2 separate regions of the Homo sapiens genome follow, and region 1 is linked to region 2. The links are chromatin loops, found by intact Hi-C in ENCODE. Cell type or tissue: Caco-2. All regions are shown on one strand. Links, peaks and the distances in the headings refer to the core of each region. The heading gives the core; the rest is flanking DNA.

What was found. Peaks named below come from ENCODE experiments on the same cell type or tissue, not always from the same donor. Only the 100,000 strongest peaks of a DNase experiment are listed, where the experiment ranks them.
Region 1: a loop joins it to region 2, with 2.8 times the contacts of the local background. A loop is called at or near these places in 7 of 110 quality-filtered maps.

The regions. Positions count from the first base shown.
Region 1 is chr11:124,966,422-124,975,098 of GRCh38, reverse strand. It overlaps CCDC15 (coiled-coil domain containing 15), which reads right to left. Exons shown (of 16, transcript NM_025004.3): 5 at 1-3. Among named protein-coding and RNA genes, the nearest start is that of CCDC15, 17 kb to the right of the region's middle. In Caco-2, for the core only: no CTCF peak of the experiment used is centred there; a DNase peak (open chromatin) is centred at 4,010.
Region 2 is chr11:125,052,325-125,061,001 of GRCh38, reverse strand. No RefSeq gene overlaps it. Among named protein-coding and RNA genes, the nearest start is that of SLC37A2, 6.6 kb to the left of the region's middle. In Caco-2, for the core only: no CTCF peak of the experiment used is centred there; no DNase peak of the experiment used is centred there.

The sequences.
Region 1 (8,677 bases), core at 202-8,201, 86 kb after region 2:
AAGCTGCCAGGGAAAGGGGGAAGAAAGCAAACAAAAGCAGGATAAGTTTTAATTCCAAATGCACTAAGTGTTCCAACAGGAAAACAGGTCCCTATTATTAAAAAATGCCAGATCTAAGACAACAGGATTACTTGCAAAGGAGACTTTGATGTGCTGATAGTGTGGTACAACATTATTGTCATTATTCTAGAGATTGTACTTTGTAACTTGGTTTAAGGGCGGTTACTCAAACTGTTTTTTAAGAAATAATGTATACTTTATATAAAGCATGTACACAAAAATATGAAAACCTAAAGTCTGAATTAATACACTTGGAGATCACTGACCAGACACATTCCTTACCTTCTATCCACCTTTGTCAATAAGGAGTTATTTCTTCAAGTGCTCCATATATGCTTAATTGCTTTCATCACTGCTTGCTAGGACTCTATTCCTAGTTTCCTTAAAGCCCTTTTATCCCCAATTTACATGACTCCTTTCACCACCCTCAACATTTGAAGACCATAGCTACTTAAAGTCTTTTCTTGAATCTCCCTTCCTCTTCCTCCAAGAAGCCTTCCTAAATTAACTTAGAACACAAATTCAAACATTTCAAAAGAACCAATTTGTTTCAACTACTTTAAGTAACACCTAATAAATGACTACTAATATTAAATGTTGATTTCGTGTTCATTCCTTATCTCCAGAAATTTCAGTATGCGGCTATTTTGATTTCTTTTTCAGAGAAGCACAGCCTATTTTATATCTCACAAATTTGCAAAGAATATCTCATTAGGGAAACAAATAAAACATATATCATTTTTAAGATAAGCACTGTAGGCCAGCCGTGGTGGCTCACACCTGTAATCCCAGCACTTTGGGAGGCCAAGGCAGGCGGATCACCTGAGGTCAGGAGTTCGAGACCGAGACTAGCCTGACCAATGTGGTGAAACCCCATCTCTACTAAAAATAAAAAAATTAGCCGGGCATGGTGGTGCACACCTGTAATCCCAGCTACTCAGGAGGCTGAGGCGGGAGAACTGCTTGAACCCAGGAGGCAGAGGCTGCAGTGAGACGAGATAGCGCCACTGCACTCCAGCCTGGGCAACAGAGACTCCATCTTAAAAAAATAAATAAATTAAAATTAAAATTGAAAAATAAAGATAAGCACTGTATCACGTGGAGGAAAAGTATATCCTGTACTAGTCAGTAAAATTATGGCAAAGCCAAGATCGCTACTAATCCACTCATTGGAAGTTTAATAATATCAATTATCCCTTGAAGAGAAATGATGGTTATGACTTCTCTACAGAAAATACAAAAAAAATTTGCTGTAGTGGCACACGCCTGTAGTCTGTTACTCAAGAGGCTGAGGTAGGAGAGGTGGAAGGATTGCTTGAGCCTGGAGTTCAAGGCTGCAGTGAGCCAAGATTGCGCCACCGCACCCTAACCTGGACGACAGAGCAAGACTCTGTCTTAAAAAAAAATAAAATAAATTTTATGGCTTTATTAATAATTACCTAAGGATGAAAACACTCTACTCTACCAGCCCAGATTTTTTTACAGCACATCACCTCTATTTAAGCTTGTTTTCAGAGGTCTATAACTCTGTCCAGAGAAATCAGATTGAAACATACTACTCTTTGTTTTGCCAAGCGGAAGACTTCTAGATTTGGTCAGCTGCGGAGTGGCCAAAGGGAATCAAGATAGAGCTGTTCACAATGCAAAAAGAGATATGTGTAGTTGAAATTATAAAAAAAAAAAAATAGCCCCATGACTATGCCTCCTTTTATTCATTGACACTTAAGGTAGGTGTTATTACCCTGCACCATGTGACCAAGGATTCAAAAATCCCCATTGTAACAAATTTGAAATAGGGATTCAGAATTTTCATTTCCCATCAAGTCCAAACCTCTATTAGAGTCACATTGATTATAGGCCCTTAAGCAGGATATTTCAACTGCTCCAAAAGCTAGAATATACATTATTTTTCTTCTGTTTCTCTGTAGTTACCATAACCCTTCACCAAGCCTCAATCTTGGAAAGGCTTTTTCAATGACATGCTTTGAGGACTGTCATTGGGTGAATAATGGCCACCCAAAGATACCAGGTGTTAATCCCTAGAACCTGTAAATATTACTTTATAAGAAAAAAGGGCCTTTGCAAATGTGATTAAGTTAAGGATCTTGAGATCTTAAGGACATTGAGAAGATAATCCTGGATTATCCATACGGGTCCTAAATGCCATCAAAAGTGTCCTTACGAGAGAGGTAGAGGAAGATTCAACATACAGAAAAGGAGGTGATGTGAAAATGGCATGCAGAAATTGATGTGATGCAGCCACAAGAAAAGGAATGCCAGCAGACACCAAAAGCTGGAAATGTCAAGAAACAAACTTTCCCCTAGAACCTGAGGATGGAGCACAGCCCTGAGGACACCTTCGTTTTGGTTTAGTGAAGTGGATTCTGGACTTCTGGCCTCCAGAACTGAGAGATAATAAATTTCTGTAATTTTTTAAGTTATTAACTTTGAGGTAATGTGTTACAGCAGCCACCAGAAACTAATACAAAGACTAAAGTTAATGTTAACAAGCAATTTAACAAAAACATAGAACCCAGGGGGATATTATAAATTAAATTATGCAATAATTCAAATAAACAAGTAGATAAGCACATTTCTCTGCAAGATGATGTTGGTCATTACATATATATGTAATTGTGTGAATGTCTGTGGTATATATATACATTTGTATGTATACTTACATATATGTTTAAATGTACATATGCATATGTGCATGTGTTGTATGTGTGTAAATACTCAAAACATAAAATTTGACCAAAAGTCTTTTCTATCTAGAACCTTAGGCACACTATTGATTCTTTTGTAGTTAACTGTTATTAACAGACTACGATTAAATCTCTAAGGCTTAGATTCCCTGATGAAGATGAATTACTCATAATTAGATAAATAATTAGATAAATAGAAAACCTAGCAAATGAAAAATCAATATAACTCCAGATAAAACAAAAAGCCATACATAGACGGAAACATAATCATAGTTTACTCATAGATCAGCTGTGACTAATGTTTATATAGTCATAACAACATAAATGTTTAATATAGATCTAAGCAAAATTACAATATAACTATAAAGAGAGGACGGGAGTGGAAAGAGTGCATGTGTAGTGGTGGCAGGGGAGAGAAAGAGGAATAAATCCTCATCCTTCCTAGTGGTAAATCAATAAAAAATGCCTAAATTTTTTTTAATTAAGAAGGAGTATTACTAGCATGTTGCTCAGAAATATGAATATTAACACCAAAAGACAAAACTAAAAGAATGCAAATAGTTGCTTCTGAGGAAGATGAGGAAATGTGCAAAGTACTTATCTTTTTTAATAACAATGCATGCAACTATTTACTTTACTTGTTCAAACTATGTACATATATACTTTCAATAAAACTCAGTGTAAAAAATGAGAAAAAAAATCCCAGACAATATCCCTCAAAAAGCTTCCTCTCATGAACAACATAAACATATAAATGCATTTTTGGTTCTCATATTGCATATATAAATACATATGTACATATATCAGACCTCAGGAATATCCTACAGAACATGGGCCTAAATTTTAGCTTGGAGCAGTTTGTTATTACCGACCTTCTGAAGCCTACTTCTGTCAACTCATCAAAGTCATTCTCCATCCAGCTTTGTTCTGTTGCTGGCGAGGAGCTGTGACCCTTTGGAGAAGAGATGCCCTGGTTTTTAGAATTTTCAGCTTTTCTGCTCTGGTTTCTCCACATCTTTGTGGTTTTATCTACCTTTGGTCTTTGATGATGGTGACCTACAGATGGGGTTTTGGTGTGGATGTCCTTTTTGTTGATGTCGATGCTATTCCTTTCTGTTTGTTAGTTTTCCTAACTAACAAACCATTGCCAACAAAACTTTGCTTGCACTGACCCCTAGAGACTATATCCCAGGTATACCAGACAACCAATCACAGTGCCTTCTAAGGAATACTGCCAGGCCTACAAGCCCTATTAAAGGGGCGGCCTTAGGCAACTTCCTCCCTAGCCTTAGCTGACTGGAGCAAGGGTTGTGTAGTAATATGTCAAATAAAAATAGGCCTTGATGCAATGTCTTCTGCACACCAAAAAAAATGTCTATTTTGCACACAGAAACATAACTTTAACAATTAGCAAAAGCACTTCTTTGTAACAAAACGAAAATTGTAATATATAAATTTTGAGATTTAAATCTTAAAATCTAAAGCAAACTATGATTAGATAGTAAAATTTAAAGCATCAAGCAAATATGAAGGATAAAATTTGAGAAATATAGATATCTAACTAGGACACTGTTCATATTTTCTTCAGTTCTTTTTAACTTGTTTGTGTAATTTTTTAGCCAATCAAGAATAAGATAGAATTTACATGTAACTGTATAAACAAAACAATTAGTAATACTATGTAGGTCATGGGAAAAGAGTATAGATGAGATCTAATATTTATAGAATTTTACCTACTTTATTATCATGGAGGACTAATACCAATGTAAAGTGTATTGTTAAGGCCATAAAAATCTAATCAAAGTTGAATTCTATTCAAGTATAATGTAGTTTATTTGCAAATGATATCATACTGATTTTTAAATGTGTTAGACTTTTCAGTGGCCAGAAAATACCATACATTAAAAGTTGAACTCACATGAGCCACTTTTTATAGCCCATGAATCCCAGTGCAATGCAGCGAGTTGCATTATCTTTCTTTTGTCACAATTGCTATCAATCTATAAGATGGCCAGTAATGTAGACCTAATGCAAAAAGGCAAGCTGGGCCAATAAATATTCCTTACCTCAGATAATAAACTAGGAAATATCCAGAGAAAAGTTAGAGAGAGGACTTGAACATAAAAGGTCCTAAACTGGAAAAAAGAGGCTAACGGGTCCTCAAGTATACCAAAGTTATGAAGCTGTGATGAGGAGATGACAATACCAGTTAATGGTAGAGAAATGAGAAAATAAGAGGGAAGCATACATGTAGAAACAAGGTGACCAACTATACTAGTTTACCTAGAACTGTCTCAGTTTTAGCACTGAAAAGTCCCATGTCCTGGAAACCCCTCGATCTTAGACCAATAGGGAAGGTTGGTCACCCTATGAGAAGAACTGAATCAATCAAGCTACTGATTAAATATTAGTGTGAAGATCAAATATCTCATGCTCTTGGGGTCACTGGAGCTCACATCCAGAAAAACTCACATCCAGAAAAACTCTCCAGTTGCATTCCTCAAAGGAGTTTGGATTTGTGTGAGATTCTGATTCTTCCCTTATTAACCCATGTGTATTCTTCAAATAAACTTTCCCCTTGTTTGGGTTAGCCTGAGTTCTTGCAGGCAAAAGTGTCTGACTGAAATACTAGTTTTTTCAATGGTAGATTACAAGAATTTAGCAGGCTATTTCACATTACTTAAAGCTTTACTACAAAAAGTAATTATTTCCATGGTTTTAAAAAGCTGGAAAACTAGCACTGTAAAGAGAGAATAAAAATAGAAATAAGATAGTAAAAGATTCAGTGAGAAACAAAAAGCTGGAATAAACCATGCTAGAAAACAGTAGCAAACTGAATAGGGACAGATCAATAAAAAGTTATTATATGGTAAGACTAAAACAATGATCAGTTGTTCTTCAATTCCTCACCAAAATGCCGCTTTCAAGGGACATCACAGAAACTGAATCCCTAAAGATAAATATCAGTCCTAATGAAAACAAAATACTGGTTCTATATATTATAAGACACTTGAAATTTCTTCCAGTCTACAATTCTAGCTCCTACCTTTAGGCAACTAATCTTAACTGACCTTTGAACAAGTAGGTAATACCAAGTATTATCAAGCAGAGGGTGAGGTAAGGGGTGCGGATTAAGAGCACTAGTGGCCAAATCATATTTAAAATACAGTATTGTGTTGTTTTTGAGGTCCTATTTCAGAAGAATATTGAAAAACAAAATAGTATTCAGAAGAAATCAATAAGGCATTAGGAATATAGAAACCCAAAAAAGAAAAATGATAACTATAATCAAATACTTGAAGTGCTCTCAGATGCTATCTTATTTTTTATTACCTGAGAGGGCAAAATTAAGACCAATGGATAAAAGTTATAGGGAGGAAGATTTTTGACTCAACATGTTGAAAAAATAGTTGCAATAATTTCAAGTCTTCTAAAAATAAAATGATCAGTCTGAAAAAGTAATGAGTTGTCCAATAGTGGAGGTGTTGTGGCAGGAATTAGATGGCCACATATGGAGATAATATAAAAAGAATTGGGGGGTCCATTCCAAGATGGCTGAATAGGAACAGCTCCGGTCTGCAGCTCCCAGCGTGATCGACGCAGAAGACAGGTAGATTTCTGCATTTCCAACTGAGCTACCTGTCATCTCCTTGGGACTGGCTGGACAGTGGGTGCAGCCTACGGAGGGTGAACCGAAGCAGGGTGGGGCATCGCCTCACCCAGGAAGTGCAAGCAGTCGGGGGATTTCCCTTTCCTAGCCAAGGGAAGCCATGACAGATGGTACCTGGAAAATCGGGACACTCCCGCCCTAATACTGCGCTTTTCCAACAGTCTTAGCAAATGGCACACCAAGAGATTATACCCCGCACCTGGCTTGGCAGGTCCCACACCCACAGAGCCTTGCTCACTGCTAGCGCAGCAGTCCGAGATTAAACTGCGAGGCAGCAGCCTGGCTGGAGGAGGGGCGTCCGCCATTCCTGAGGCTTCAGTAGGTAAACAAAGTGTCTAGGAAGCTCGAACTGGGTGGAGCCCACTGCAGCTCAACGAGGCCTGTCTGCCTCTGTAGACTCCACCTCCAGGGTCAGGGCATAGCTGAACAAAAGGCAGCAGAAACTTCTGCAGACTTAAACGTCCCTGTCTGACAGCTCTGAAGAGAGCAGTGGTTCTCCCAGCATGAAGTTTGAGCTCTGAGAACGGACATACTGCCTCCTCAAGTGGGTTCCTGACCCTCCTGTAGCCTAACTGGGAGACACCTCCCAGTAGGGACCGACTGACACCTCACACAGCCAGGTGCCCTCTGAGACGAAGCTTCCAGAGGAAGGATCAGGCAGCAATATTTGCTGTTCTGCAATATTTGCTGTTCTGCAGCCTCCACTGGTGATACCCAGGCAAACAGGATCTGGAGTGGACCTCCAGCAAACTCCAACAGACCTGCAGCTGAGGGACCTGACTGTTAGAAGGAAAACTAACAAACAGAAAGGAATAGCATCAACATCAACAAAAAGGACATCCACACCAAAACTCCATCTGTAGGTCACCATCATCAAAGACCAAAGGTAAATAAAACCACAAAGATGGGGAGAAACCAGAGCAGAAAAGCTGAAAATTCTAAAAACCAGAGCACTTCTTCTCCTCCAAAGGATCACAGCTCCTCGCCAGCAACGGAACAAAGCTGGATGGAGAATGACTTTGACTAGTTGGCAGAAGTAGGCTTCAGAAGGTCAATAATGACAAACTTCTCCGAGCTAAAGGAGGATGTTTGAACCCATCGCAAGGAAGCTAAAACCCTTGAAAAAAGATTAGACGAATGGCTAACTAGAATAAACAGTGTAGAGAAGATCTTAAATGACCTGATGGAGCTGAAAACCATGCACGAGAACTACGTGACGAATGCACAAGCTTCAGTAGCCAATTTGATCAAGTGGAAGAAAGGGTATCAGTGACTGAAGATCAAATTAATGAAATGAAGTGAGAAGTTTAGAGAAAAAAGAATAAAAAGAAATGAACAAAGCCTCCAAGAAATATGGGACTATGTGAAAAGACCAAATCTATGTTTGATTGGTGTACCTGAAAGTGACAGCGAGAATGGAACCAAGTTGGAAAACAGTCGTCAAGATATTATCCAGGAGAACTTCCCCAACCTAGCAAGGCAGGTCAACCTTTAAATTCAGGAAATACAGAAAACACCACAAAGATACTCCTCGAGAAGAGCAACCCCAAAACACATAATTGTCAGATTCACCAAGGTTGAAATGAAGGAAAAAATGTTAAGGTCAGCCAGAGAAGGTCGGGTTACCCACAAAGGGAAGCCCATCAGACTAACAGCGGATCTCTCGGCAGAAACTCTACAAGCCAGAAGAGAGTGGGGGCCAATATTCAACATTCTTATAGAAAAGAATTTTCAACCCGGAATTTCATATCCAGCCAAACTAAGCTTCAAAAGTGAAGAAATAAAATCCTTTACAGAGAAGCAAATGCTGAGAGATTTTCTCCCCACCAGGCCTGCCTTACAAGAGCTCCTGAAGGAAGCACTAAACATGGAAAGGAACAACCAGTACCAGCCACTGCAAAAACATGCCAAATTGTAAAGACCATCGATGCTAGGAAGAAACTGCATCAACTAATGGGAAAAATAACCAGCTAACATTATAATGACAGGACCAAATTCACACATAACAATATTAACCTTAAATGTAAATGGGCTAAATGCCCCAATTAAAAGACACAGACTGGCAAATTGAATAAAGAGTCAAGACCATCAGTGTGCTATATTCAGGAGACCCATCACACGTGCAGAGGCACATATAGCCTCAAAATAAAGGGATGGAGGAAGATCTACCAAGCAAATGGAAAACAAACAAAAAAAAAAAGCAGGGGTTGCAATCCTAGTCTCTGATAAAACAGACTTTAAA
Region 2 (8,677 bases), core at 387-8,386:
TCCCTACTGCTAGTAAGTTCCATGACCACCCACAGGACTGTTGGGGTAGCCAGTTGGTGTTTTATGCCCTTTAAGACACGATAACAAGTGTCTTCCCTGTTTTCTTCAAAGGGACAGAAGGATCTGAATGCTTAAGAAAGTCTTTGAGGACAAATGACATGAGAATAAGCCACTAGGTAACAGAACTCCAAAATTTTAACACATCCACAAGCATCATTTTTTGAACACATTTGCCTCCTTCCACTCCTGTCTTACTAAACAGAGAAAAGCATATTTTTTGGTAATACAATCAAGACCAGTCTTGATCAAGGGGGTAAGAACTGGGATATTAGGATAAATTGTAATTATTCAATCTTTTAAATATTCAATTTCATAGTAGGCCTTTTGATGGAGAGGCGGAGTGGTGCAGTAAAAAGAACATTGGCTTGGAGTCAGAACCAAGCCTGGTCAAGATACTTACTACTTCACTAAGCCTCAGTTCCCTCCTCTGTAAAATGTGTGTAACAGCACCCACCTTACAGAGTGCTGTAAGAATCAAAACATATGTGCATACAAAAAGTACAACAGTGCCTGGCCATATTAAATAGGTTTTGCAAATGGAGCAATTATGTGTGCAGGAGCTAATATATATGGTATTAGGGTCAGATATTGACTGCAGCTGACAGAAACCAATGACTGTCATAAATGAGAACAAAATATAGGGGTTAAAGGATCAAAATTCTTAAAAAGGATCAATGGGTATAACAAAATATATTTTTGACTGCAAAATCCTTAATATAATGTGCTTGTGTGTGTATCTGTGTATGTGTGTATATATATACAACTTAACCCACTGAGTTATTGTAAGCTTTGTGGTAATACGTGCTGAATAATTTGGGGTTCACAAGGATGTATGTATGGCTTGAGTAGAGTGTCATAAAAATGAAAGAAGTTATTGTCTTAAATATGTTGGATGCTGAAATCTCACTAAGAATTACTACTAAATTCTTCCCAGCTAACAGTCAAAAGATAGATAAGCAAGGTGACCAAAGGTATTCAAAAATATCTTATTTCTCAATAGAAGTCAAACTTCTGGAATGCTTAGCAAAGAACATCCCAGCCCTTATATAACTGGCCAAAAGTAGGGTTTCAATGTACTGAAGACTAGATTGATGGTTCATAATGGCCTGAAGAGTGGGCTTTGGAGACCTATCAGTCAACCAACAGGGCAGCCCTGCTTTCAAATGGTCAACCTCCTTAGGATACCAGTAGTGACAACAGGTATATACAAAGACAGCCTGACAGCCAGTAGTCCTTAGGAAGAGAGGAGAAGGATGAAGAAATGGTTAAATTATGAAAATTTCCCAAAGTCACCTTGTTTAGAGGAAAAATTAAAAGGAATATATGGTAATGACAAAAGTGAGGTAGTCTCAGCCTGGTCACACAGCTGGGGACAATGTTTAGTTGTTCTAGTATCTGAAAGTAACCATTCATTTACTTGCTTAATAAATATTTGTTGCCTGTAATCCCAGCACTTTGGGAGGCCAAGGCGGGAGGATCACCTGAGGTCAGGAGTTCAAAACCAGCATGGCCAACAAGATGAAACCCTCCTCTTCTAAAAATACAAAAATTAGCCAGACATGCTGGCACACGCCTGTAATCCCAGCTACTCAGGAGGCTGAGGCAGCAGAATCGCTTGAACCCAGGAGGCAGAGGTTTCAGTGAGCCGAGATCGTGCCACTGCACTCCAGCCTGGGAGACACAGCAAGACTCCGTCTCAATAAATAAATAAACAAACAAACAAACATTTGTTAAGTGACAACTATGTGCCAAGCACAGTGCTATGTGCTGAGGATACATTAATGAAAAAGACAGGCCAGGCACGGTGGCTCACACCTGTAATCCCAGCACTTTGGGAGGCTAAGGTGGGCAGATCACCAGGTCGATCGAGACCATCCTGGCTAACACGGTGAAACCCCATCTCTACTAAAAAAAAAAGTATAAAAAAAAAATTAGCAAGGTGTGGTGGCGGGTGACTGTAGTCCCAGCTACTCGGGAGGCTGAGGCAGGAGAATGGCGTGAACCCAGAGGGTGGAGCTTGCAGTGAGCCAAGATCGCGCCACTGCACTCCAGCCTGGGCGACAGAGCAAGACTCCGTCTCAAAAAAAAAAAAAAAAAAAAAAAACAGACAGACACAGTCCCTAATCCCAAAGAATTTACAGTCAAAGGGGACAGAGATGTATAGAGATAATCCCACTTCAAAAGCTTGGCAGAAGAGATCAACTCAAACAAGAAATAGGTTATATAAACAAGAAAATGTTCATGCTGATATGGTGGCACTGATCAAATAACTCCAGGAGAGTCTCAGAAGGCTTACTGTAGACAACATAAGAACTAGATTTGAAGAACAGCTTAGTGCATACCAAGTGAAGAGGAGAAAGGTGGAACCGGAAAATTGCATGTGCAAAATAAGGAACCATGAAAAAGCATGGTACATTGAAGAAATGGTGCATAAGACATTCTTTGTAGCTGGTGAGTACATGTGCAAGGTGGGGAGCTGCAGAAGATATGACTTATTACATGTGGTGAGATAGTGAAGAACCTTCAATGTCAACAATAACAGGTTGGAACTGTATTCTTTAGACAGTTGGGTGCTATAAGACAGCTTTAAGGGTGAAGACAGGATCAGATTTATGTTTTCAGAGGAGAAATGGCCATTTAACAGGGCTTTGTCAGACTTCCAGTTCTGGATGAAGATAGAAGAGATACACTTCTCTCTATTCTTCTTGCTAGGTACCGTTAAAAACCATTGACATTATATATAAAGCAAGCATAAGAAAACTCTGAAAAGTGGAGAGAAGACAGATCAGCGAGGGACCTTGAGATCTAAGGAAAGACAGTGGTGAGTTATCTGGGTTTGCTCTTGGCTTCATATATCCCGGACTGGGTGCTGAAGAAGCCAGCAAATCCAGAAGCACCAATGACACAGACAGAACACCAAAGCTCTCAGAAATGCTGGCTCTGTCTAGCCACAGGACCAAGGAAGGGGTAGCGTGGCAATAACCACCCTGCTCCAACTAAACCTCATAGAAAACACTGCAGCCCCACCCCACCTTATCAGCAAAGGCCAGTGGGGAACCTAGACTTCCACTTGCACCTGGCTGTAATGAGGGGTGCCCCCCCGCCCACCGCCTGGCTGGTGTCAGAGAACTCCAAGTGGGAAAGCAGGACTTTCACCACCTTCCAATGGTAAAGAGCGCCCCACCCCAACCACCAAGGTGTCATGGAGGTCACATGGGGAGCAGTAAGGAGCCCATACAGGGCGATATCAATGGAGGCCTAGTGGAGAGCCAGAACTCCCACCCTTTCAAGCAGTAATGAGGTGCCCTGCCCTGCCTCCCCGAACCAGGGATGTTAACAGAGGTCAAATAGGAAACCTGGACTTTCACCCCCCGCCACCCCTGGCAGAGTAGATAAAAAACATTACCCAAATACATGCTGTCACTTTCCTAAGAAACTAAAATACACTTACCATACACTTATTGTGCTCCTGGGCTTTTATCCCAGATAACTGAAAATTTCCATCCATACAAAAACCTGTACATGAATTGTCCATAGCAGCTTTATCTATAATAACAAAAAACTGGAAACAACCAATATGCCCCTCAATAAAGTTAAACAAATTGTGGTACATTCATACCATGAAATACTACTCAACAATAAAAAGAAATGAACTATTGACATAATGGCATTATGCCAAGTGAAAAAAAATCAATCTCAAAAGGTCACATACTGTATGATTTCATTTATATAACAATCTCAACATGACAAAATCATAAAAATGGAAAAGGGATTAGAGATGGACTGGAGTTAAGGAAGGTGGTGGTTGAGAGGGGTGTAACTTTATAGGGGTAACACAAGGGAGGTCTTTGTGGTGACAGAATAGTTCTGTATTTTGTTTGCATTGGTGTTTACGCAAATCAATGCATGTGATAAAATAGCAGACACACACATACTGTACTACGGTTATGTCAAATGTAATCACTGGGGAAAACTAGGTAAGAGGTACCAGGACGCCTCTGAACTGTTTTTGTAACTCCCCGTGAATCTATCCTTAGTTTATAAAAGTCTTATATATATAAAAGCTCTGTCAACTTTAATTTCCTTTTAGTAGTTCTCAGTTTTCTAATTCCAGAAACAGGATGGGAGAAATTTACTTTTTAAGTAGAAATCTTTCCTTTGGAGAATATGCTATGGAGCAGCATGGTCAGCTGCCCATATTAACTCAAGTACCTCACTAGCAATACAGATTTCAGTACTGTGCCTTGGATTCCAAGTTACGATACTCGTTTTTTTTCTTCAACTTTTAAGCTCAGGGGTACATGTGAAGGATGTGCAAGGTTGTTACATAGGTAAATGTGTGCCATGGTGGTTTGCTGTACAGATCATCCCCTCACCTAAGGATTAAGCCCAGCTATTCCCCCTGGTGTTCTCCCTCCACACCCAGCCAGTGCCACCCCCAGCCCCCACCCCGCCTCTGACAGGCCCCAGTGTGTGTTGTTCTTGCCATGTGTCCCTGTGTTCTCATCATTCAGCTCCCACTTGTAAGTGAGAACATGCAGTGTTTGGGTTTCTGTTCCTGCATTAGTTTGCTGAGGATAATGGCCTCCAGCTCCATCCATGTTCCTGCAAAGGACATGATCTTGTTCCTTTTTATGGCTGCATAGTATTCCATAGTGCGTATGTACCAAATTTTCTTTATCCAGTCTATCATTGATGGGCATTTGGGTTGATTTCATGCCTTTGCTATTGTGAATAGTGCTACAATGAACATACCTGTGCATGTATCTTTATAATAGAATGATTTATATTCCTTTGGGTATATACCTAGTAATGGGATTGCTGGGTCAAATGGTATTTCTGTCTGTAGGTCTTTGAGGAATTGCCATACTGTCTTCCACAATGGTTGAACTAATTTATACTCCCATCAGCAGTGCAAAAGCGTTCTTTTTTTCTCTGCAATCTTGCCAGCATCTGTTGTTTTTTGACATTTTAATAATAGCCATTCTGACTGGCATGAGATGGTATCTCATTGTGGTTTTGATTTGCATTTTTTTAGTGATCAGCGATGTTGAGCTATTTTTTTAAACGTGTAACTCTGCTTTTATCGAACAGCTTCATCGGCACCTCTAGACGGCTAGGAGATAATACTCCTCCCTACTACTCAGACAAACAAATTTAACTTGCAGAGAACAGACATGCCTGGTTCACACAGTGATGCTGGTGGAAAGATGAGACAGAAGCTCTCCCCAAGGGCCACTCCATTTGTAGAAACAGATTCCTTCTTATCATTTGGGACTAACCTCTGTCCCTGTGACCAATTAAGCCTATGATAGGCTTAATTAAGCCTAAGATAGGCTCAAGGAAGTTGTGGGAATGCCTCCCTGCCTTACACTGCTCCTTAGGTCTACAACTAGGAATGCATTCTTATTGTAACATCGTGAAGCAAGAGGAATGAAACAGGGAGAACAGGTTGAACAAATGAAAATGGAAATGGGTTTAGAAATCAAAAGCATGTGACTTCAAGAAGAACAATCATGCCTTTCACAGGCAAGGACTGAAAGGTCTTCAAGTGAAGAGTTTTATTAGTAAGATTAAAGAAGGTCTGAATAAACAAACCAGCACTACACAATAAAGACTGAAGATATCCCTGCTGCCTCTAGATGTCTACAGCATCCCCAACAGGTAAGCTCCAGATCTGGAAAAACTCAACTCTTTCATCTGCTTTGTCCCAGCAAAAACTTCATCCTAGAATTTCCCTACAACTCTGTAACACTAGCCTGAGAGCCCTGGCTCCTAGTACACTGTTGGCATTCCTTATTGTAAAATATACGAAGAACAGGCTACAAGAGTCAGGAATCAAGATCAAGATGGAAATTTCTGGGAAAAGAGTGCTGATCCACTCTACCTTCTTAGAAACTCATTCTCAAGCCCAAATGTTTCTTTCTTCAAAATTAACATCCAAATGTTCACTGTATGCCAAAGCATGCCTTAGTAATTTCTATTTTCTTTCCTTTTTTTTAATTAAAATAATTTGTTTTAGAGACAGGATCTTTCTCTGCCACCTAGGCTGGAGGGCAGTGGTGCTATCATAGCTCACTGCAGCCTCGAAGTCCTGGGCTCAAGTGATCCTCTCATCTCAGCCTCCTGGGTAGCTGGAACTACAGGAATGTACCATCATGCCCAATTAATTTTTTTTTTTATTTTTGCCTTTTTAGAGATAGGGGCCTCGCTATGTTGCCCAGGCTGGTCTCTACCCCTGGCCTCAAGTCATCCTCCCCCCTCAGCCTTGGGATGACAGGTGAGAGCCACCATGTTCAGCTTGTCCAGTATTTTCTGATCACTGTTACTAAACCTTTTCTCCCCCTTCTTAGTAATGAATTGAAACAAGTACTTCCTAGTTTATGATAACAGAGTTTCAGCTAGAGAGAAATGGACATGCCCAGATATCTCTAGAAAAGCCAGAAAACACTTCAGTTTCTTTCATGTTATTGTCTTATCAAGTCCTCGTCTACTGCACAGAATGAAATTTAAGGCACGCACACACACACACACACACACACACACACACACACACACCTCAAAATTTAACAATCCAATCACGTTGAAAACAGATGCACTATGAACAAATACACAGTCCAGTTAACAAGTATTTTAAAAGTTAAATCTGAAATTCCTTATGAAAACTTCCAGCAATGTAAACTGAAGGAGACTTTTGTGGTAAATTAAAATGCTTACCGTACTTATAGTTAGATCCAATCCAATGAGACCGGCCTTATTTTGTGATCAAGCATAGTCTTTCTTTCAGACTATTTTGATCGAAATGGGAGAGGATGTAGAAAAAAATTTATGTTTCAGTGGAAAATAATGTATTGTCTAGAGGACACCCCTCCAAAGTGACCTGATTTTAGCCTAAAGTTCTCCTTGGTTTAACAATTCTGCAAACTGTAGATAAATATGAAAAACATCAGTTTTGCCTCCATTTGCACATCCAATCCAACATTCTTTTATCTATATAAATTTGTGCATTTTTTTCCTTTTTTCTTGGAACCAGTTGAAACATCTACTTATTTCCCTCATGAATTAAATGTTTAATGCACGTTCATTTTTATATCTGTATGAGTCATGATCTTACCTTTTTATGAAAATTATCTTTTAAGATATATAAACATTATCATATAATTCAGAAAACCTATATGCTAAATAGTTACAACTAGTATACTATATAATTGGGCAGGAATAATTGCTTCCGAGTGAGAGAAATCAGGTTAAGTGTTCACAGACAGATGCTACTAGTACTTTGCCTTAAGAGTTATTAGAATTTTAAGACTCAGAATTTGAAGAATATTTCAGGCAAACAAAAGGCCTGTTAATCCTAAGGGACTCTCATGGTAATGGACCTAGCCAGCTTTTAGAGTCCCCAAGGAGAGGCCAGACTCAGTCCCGTGTGATTCATGCAGGGGCAATACCCAACTTGGAACCAATCCCAGTGAATCTGTCTACCATCCTACCTGGCAAGGCTTACAGTCCCAACTATTCAACTGAAGAAAGGCTCCTGGGAAACACAGAAGCATGAGGTGTGATGGTAACTGGGATAAGTGGCTCATGGATCCAAAGCAATGTGTCTTGAAATGAGCATCACAACCCACTTCCTGTGTGTCATACAGCAGAACTATATACCACATGCTATACCACAACCTGAATAAATTCCCTATTCCTGCTGCCTCAGTGGGCCAGGTAGTAGTGATATGGATCCAATTATATCCTACTTCTGGAGTCAAACTAAGCTGTATTAACAGCTATTCATCTCTACATTTCTATTTTGCTAATAGTGAAAAGGAAGAGGTAGGTCAGGGGTTCAGAAAATGTAATACATATAAAAATACATATTCACAGAGCATTAACTCAGTCTCCAGCTATTATGGTTTACCTGTGTCAGATTACATTCCTTGATGAATGGATTTTTCCAATGTGAGCCACTGTATGTAAGTCTATTAGACTAGTTAAAATCACCTCTCCACAGTTTTCAGAGACCCATGTCTAGTTAACTACTGATTCCTATTGTGTTGGCTCAAGTTCCAATCTTGCTCCACTTCAAGCTCTGTTTTCCATTGTTAATCTTAGCTCAGTCCTGGTCCTTGCCTTGTATCTTTGTCATCCTCCTCTTAGTCTTAGCTCTGTTTCAGATCCCCCCTTATCTACCATCCCTGACCCAAGTTACTTATAAGGTAAGAACAAGGAGTTACAGCCATGTGAGAAAACACTCTAAGCCCTAAAAGACAGAGCTGTATCACAGTCACGTTTTATGTGTAGGATGTAATGTCCTAATGTGTGAAAGAAAAAGTGGTATTGATCATGTGTATGCCAAATGCTTTGAACTCATTAGAGAAAACACTGTGCCCACCTGGCAAAAAAGGACAGACATGTCCTCTTCCTCCAGCTGAACCATAACTCAATTCTGGCAATGTGATAAGATGGGTGTAACTTGTTGGATGTGGGTACCTACAGCTTTGAACCAGGAAGGATTTAAACACAGGCATCACCTAATCCTCAGGTTTAGCAATAAAGAAGGCATGCTAATTTGCAATCTAAATGGCACACCCATCCATCTGGCAAACTCTTCCTTTGCTCCTCCACC